Linked DNA regions of Mus musculus: region 2 is linked to region 1. A link is a loop called in an ENCODE intact Hi-C map of the cell type or tissue named here. Cell type or tissue: heart. All regions are shown on one strand. Links, peaks and the distances in the headings refer to the core of each region. The heading gives the core; the rest is flanking DNA. Region 1 holds the start of Sirt5 (sirtuin 5). Region 2 overlaps Gfod1 (glucose-fructose oxidoreductase domain containing 1).

Evidence for each region. Peaks named below come from ENCODE experiments on the same cell type or tissue, not always from the same donor. Only the 100,000 strongest peaks of a DNase experiment are listed, where the experiment ranks them.
Region 2: it touches region 1 in a loop (2.2-fold over the local background); 1 of 42 quality-filtered maps calls a loop at or near these places.

What each region holds. Positions count from the first base shown.
Region 1 is chr13:43,363,973-43,366,879 of GRCm38, forward strand. Sirt5 (sirtuin 5) reads left to right here and starts at 1,563. Exons shown (of 9, transcript NM_178848.3): 1 at 1,563-1,572. In heart, for the core only: a CTCF peak has its summit at 1,485; a DNase peak (open chromatin) is centred at 1,609; H3K4me3 peaks cover 1,383 bases; H3K27ac peaks cover 1,449 bases.
Region 2 is chr13:43,194,634-43,197,540 of GRCm38, forward strand. Gfod1 (glucose-fructose oxidoreductase domain containing 1) reads right to left here. Exons shown (of 2, transcript NM_001033399.4): 2 at 886-2,907. Among named protein-coding and RNA genes, the nearest start is that of Gm40929, 24 kb to the left of the region's middle. In heart, for the core only: a CTCF peak has its summit at 1,433; a DNase peak (open chromatin) is centred at 1,558; H3K27ac peaks cover 1,973 bases.

The DNA of each region.
Region 1 (2,907 bases), core at 167-2,666:
CCATCAATGAAGCAAAGATCAGCAAAGGCTGGAGACCAATGAAGCATTGCAAAGCTAGCTAAGCAAGCATCTCACCCCATTCTGTTGAGTCCTATTTATACTCTCTTCAAAGCTCTTGGTGTCCTTCCATGGATCTTGCCTCAGCAAGACACCATGTGAGTCTGCATCACATGACACTACCTGAAATTTCCACTTCAGACCATCTCTTGTGTGAGGTGAGGTTGGGAAAAGGTGGCCTTTCCAAGCCTAGAAGAAAGGTTAGAGTGGCCGGAGCATCAGAGCTGGGATGTGGGGGAAGTCTCCTGGACTTTGATGAAATACAGCGTCTCAAACAACAATATGAACTAACCAGTACCCCGGAGCTCTTGTCTCTAGGTGCATATGTATCAAAAGATGGCCTAGTCGGCCATCACTGGAAAGAGAGGCCCATTGGACTTGCGAACTTTATATGCCCCAGTACAGGGGAACGCCAGGGCCAAAAAGGGGGAGTGGGTGGGTAGGGGAGTGGGGGGGGTATGGGGGACTTTTGGGATAGCATTGGAAATGTAAATGAGGAAAATACCTAATTAAAAAAAAAAAGAAAGAAAGAAATGGCAGACCCCGTGGGTGATGGAGGGCTACATATGCAATAAGAAGCTGAATGTCTCTCCCTGTCCTCCACGTATTGATAGTAAAGAATTAACGTGTGTGGCAGTTATTGTCACAAGCATGAAAAGCAACTGAAGAGCTGGAGATGTAGCTCAGTGGTAGCGTGCTTGCATAACACGAGAAAGGTGCAGGGTTCAACATCTCCAACACCAAAAGAAGAGAAGAGGGGGAGGGGGAGGGGGAGGGGAGAGGAGAGGCGAGGAGAGATTTTTTGTTTGTTTGTTTGTTTTGTTTTTTGGTTTCTCTGTGTAGCCCTGGCTGTCCTGGAACTCAACTCACTTTGTAGACCAGGCTGGCCTCAAACTCAGAAATCCGCCTGCCTCTGCCTCCCTAGTCTAGTGCTGGGTTTAAAGGCGTGCGCCACCACGCCCAGCGACATTTGAGTTTTAACCTGGGAAAGATAAATGTGAACTGTTTGCTCCCAAATTCTCGGATTATTTCCCTTTCTGGTTCCCTGGCTCCATCACCAATTGAAGTATTAGAAAAGCCATGCTGATGAGCCTGACCAGAGAAGTCTGTCCCTAAAGCTAGTCGATCTTGCACCAGCAGTAGTGATCATAACCTCTAGGTTGTGTTGGAGCAGTTTGGGCTAGCCCGGAACCGACTCGCCAGGCCACAGATTTTCAGGGGAATCGACTCTGATTTTGCTAAGCTCTGTGCTGAAATTGCATCCCCCAGTGTGCTCAAGGAGGCCACAGAGCAGGCGGTAGGTAGTTCTTGACCTATTTGGGCAGTGGAATGAGCCTTGGAAGGTCACAAAGACACATGCAAGTCGCCTCTCCTTCCACTGACTCGTGGTCCCACCAATAGTATGTCGCGCTCCGGGTCTCCGGCAGGGGCCGCTGCAGCCAGGGCTTGGCACCAGGACGTGGAGCGCCCCGCCCCAGGCCTCTCCTGCTCCACGGTCCCCACCGCTTTTTGCAGGTGCGTGTCTGGCACTGGTGGGGGTCTGGGCTTTGTTTCGGCTCCGCGCGCCCCATCCCGCGCATGCGCGATGGGGTGCCGGTGGGGTCGGCGGCGACGCTGTGGTTGGCTGGATGGGCCAGGCGTAGGAGTGAAACCTAGGGGAGCAGCTGGGCCCGGGAAGGCAGTGACCGGAAGGAAGGGCACTTTGGCTAAGGTGACAGGGACGGGTTGTAGTGGTGGCGGTGGGAGTGCAGAAAGGGTAGGATCACGACACAACCTGAAGGTGGAGCCGGCAGGATGTGGTGATCGTGGCAGCAGAGAAAGGGGGAAAGGTCAAAGCGCAGCCACGAGCCGGGAGGATGGTGCCCCAAAGTTTTTGAGAGGGGGGCAGGGTTGGGGGTAGCGCACTTTTCAACTCTGGGAAGATGGGAGCTCAGGAGCGACAGCTGCAGAGGTGGGCCGAAAACCCTCCGAGGGTGGGGGCTGGAGGGTGGGCACGCACGTGTTGGGAAAGGTGATCAGCTGGGTTCCAGGCTGTACCCTTTAGGTTAGAAGGCAGGTAGCCCTGAGCAGGTATGAGCGGAGAGGGTTGGTGTCAAGGCCTGGGACTCTTGGGGTGCTGATCTCATTTGGGAGCTTTTGGTGTCCAAAAAGTCTTTATGGAAGGCCTGTGAACGTTTCTGCAGGACAGTTGCCATGCACTCTGCCCTGTGCCTACTCCTGCATTTCAGTTGGTAGTGTATATTGCTGGGCTGCAGTGGGGACTTTTGATAAATGCATGGATTATATATAAGAAGAGATAGCTAAGCTGATTAATGTGTCTGTCATCTCGAAATTTTTTAGTAAGAACCTTACGAGTTCACTCGTTTTAAAGTTTTGAAATGTGCATCACTTCATTATCAACTTTGGTTGCTGTGCCCTACAAAAGACCAGTCAAACTTGCCCTTGACAGACATCTCCATGCCCCCATCTTGTTCCCCACACCCAGCCTCTGGTGACCACCATTCTGTTCCTTTCTATGCTCCTCGTGTGAAATCGGTCCACCTGCCCTGCTCTGCTTAGCTTATTTCACTTAGGTTAGCAGGGTCATTTTTTTTTAAAGATTTATTTATTATATGTAAGTACACTGTAGCTGTCTTCAGACACGCCAGAAGAGGGAGTTCTCCTCACGAATGGTTGTGAGCCACCATGTGGTTGCTGAGATTTGAATCCAGGACCTTTGGAAGAGCAGTCGGTGCCCTTAACCGCTGAGCCATCTCCCCAGCCCGAGAACTTGTTCTAATATTGTATTGTGTGTGCACAGGCTACACTTGCCTTAGTCCTCTGTTGATTGCCACCTAGATTGTTTCCATG
Region 2 (2,907 bases), core at 303-2,802, 170 kb before region 1:
AGGCTCTTATCCCCATTGCCTTGATTAGCACTGATGAGGTTCACTTCCTGGCAGGCTTTCTTTGTTTTAGCGGTGTTTGAGTGGCCATTTTGGACTGAGCTTAACTGTAAGTTTGCATGTCATGGGGGAGTCTCTATAGCCTTGGCCTTCCCTCTGCTGTGTTGTATCAGAGTGAACAAAGATGCTCTTATTGGCAGAGGATGTACTTAAACTCCCGATCCTCCTGTCTCTACTTCTGGAATAATAGCATTTGGTGACATGGGCCACCAAACAAGATTTATGATATTGAAACAGAAAATTCTAAAATTTGCTCCTCTGATATAAAAGCTGTGCTTTGGTCTAGCCTTTGCCACAAACTCAAACATGCATGTAGACATGCGTGCACGGGCACACAGATAGGTCCTCTCCCTCTATTTCAACATTTTCAGAATGGTTTAAGGCAGATCTCTTGAGTCTGTAGTCAGTGGTTCCCACCTGTTTAGCTTCATGGGTATTGACCGAGCCTCATCCCAGAGCTCCCACCCCTACTGCCGTCTGCTTCAGAGCTCACAAACTGGGCAGCCCCCAAATCAAGAGCCCCTGGGGTTAGACAAGACCAGGCTGGAATCACCTCTTCTTCAAAGACTTTATTTGCCACTTTTGTCCTTTCTCCCACCAACACTCAACTCGTCAAAGCCATTCATGGACAGGGGAAGCGATGTCAGAGCAGCCGGGGCAGCTGGCTGAGCATGTCGACCCTGATCCAGAGCACCACATCGGCACCAGTGGGGCATCATCCACTCAGGAGCCTGGAACTGCAGATCCCGAGGGAGGGCAAGCCACCTCCAGCTCCGTAGTGATTTGCCTTGAGAACACCAAGCACAGCTGCAGTCACTGTCCTTTTTTCTTTTAAATTTCTTTGTTTAATAATAGAAAACAAAAAGTAAAACCTTCTATAATTTATAAGCTATTTTTTTTACTATCTACATTATATATAAAATATAGACTCTGTTTTACTTTATAACACACATCTTTTCCCTTTGATAAATAACTTTAAAATATCTAGTATACATGCCTTGACTTTTTATATATATAAGTTTGGTTTTTATACATATACATACATATACACCCATGTTTGTAAAACAATAAATATAGACTAGACAATGACAACCAAACCAATGCAATTTTGGTTTGTGTTTTTTTTTTTTTTTTTTTAAAAAAAGGAAATGAAAAAAAAATGACAGACTATAAAAGCACCAGGCAGCAAACAAAGCCGTAGTTGCTAGAAGGTTCTCCCTCCCCTAAACCAGGGACAGGGCAGAATAAAGGAGATCAGATCAGATCATAGGCTTTTGCTTCTTCACCTGGGATGTCACGGAGTACTACAAATAAGCCACTGCATTTCTTAGAAGCTATGGGGCTCATTGGACAGCCTAGCCCTTGTGGTGGCTGCAGGGGACAGCAGAGAGCTGGGCAGGGCACAGGAGACACACAGTGACAGGGGACTCTATGGCCCTGACAATTTCCAGGTCCAGGCAAGGTTTGAACGCTGCACTAAGCGTCAAGCGTGTCCACTCGAATGTTGTTCTTATCACTCTGTTCTCTGCTGGCGTAAACAAGGGGCTGCAGCAGACTTCAGGGAACTCAGTAGTGCAATGCGTCAGTCGCCTGGAAGAGAGCCAGAGGCTTCAGTGGCCCTCTTAAGGGCTCCAGCAGATAAGGACCCTGATGCAGGGGAGAAAAGGCCAGTTGGGTCTGCTAGCTTCTTTGTACTAATGCAATCACTCAGACTGATAAACTCTGAGGAAACCACATCACTGCAGAGAAGTTCTAGAAGCCCCAGCTAAATGCAGAGCGTAACCCACCTGCTGGACGCTGACCGGAGTGAGCTAGCAGAATACAAGTGCTGGGGATGGCTCTGGAGCCATACTTCAGACTTCTGACACCTCCCTTGCCCAAAGGAAACAAATAGGATTGTCTGACAGGTACTTAGTTCCCCAGTGTCATCCTGTCCTGCAAGATCCGGGGTTTTGGTGGGCAAAAGAAATCACCAGTGAATGGAGCCAGAGTCACAGGCTAGTCAGAGTGAAAGTTCACATCCAGCAATAGGACAATAGCCTATGAGTAGAGTGGGCCTTGCGTTCTTCTCAGGGTGAATACCTGGCTCTCTGTCCCCTAGCCTCCAGAGATGCATAATTAGAGATTGCCCTTTTGTTGTTGTCACAAGGTTTTCTGAATACTTTCAAGATTTAATTGAGGTTGGAGGTATGGCTGAGCGGTAGAGAGCTTGCCTGCCATGCACAGAGCTAGGGGTTCTATCCCTAACACATAACACATCTGTAAAATACGGGTCTTCCTGTGACAGCTCAGCGAATACTGTCCGGTGCAGTGCAGGTCTGAGCTCATCAGCTAGGCAGCTTAATGGCCTGGATGAGCCTCCCTTCCCTGTGTGGTAGCCCTGAAGGTACAAGACGTCAGTTACAAACTGCAAATCAGGAAAAATGGGCTCCCCAACCCTGAATCTAAAGAAGTGGGTGGCCATGGCCATTGTGTTCCTCCCTTGGGTGTCTTCTTCCTATGCCCCACAACCAAGTCCAAGACAGCCAATGATGCTTAGACAGTCTCCAGCGCCGAGGGCTGCTGAGTCACTTAAACATCAACATGGGAAAGTCTGCTTAAAAGCAGCTAAGTGACATTTCCATCTGGGAAGGGGGTGAAAAACTACATTTTCTGCAGCTGTAACTGCCAACCTGCTGGCATCCTGCTCAACTGTGGCTGTTGTGGACCCCAGGCCACGCCTCTTATACTGTTGCTCCTTGAGGTGGGAGCACGCCCCCTACAGGGCTCCATGAGGAATGCTTTCCCGGCCAGAACAACAAGTACAGACAGCGATTTGCTCACTCATTGTGTGGCTTTGGGCATGTCACA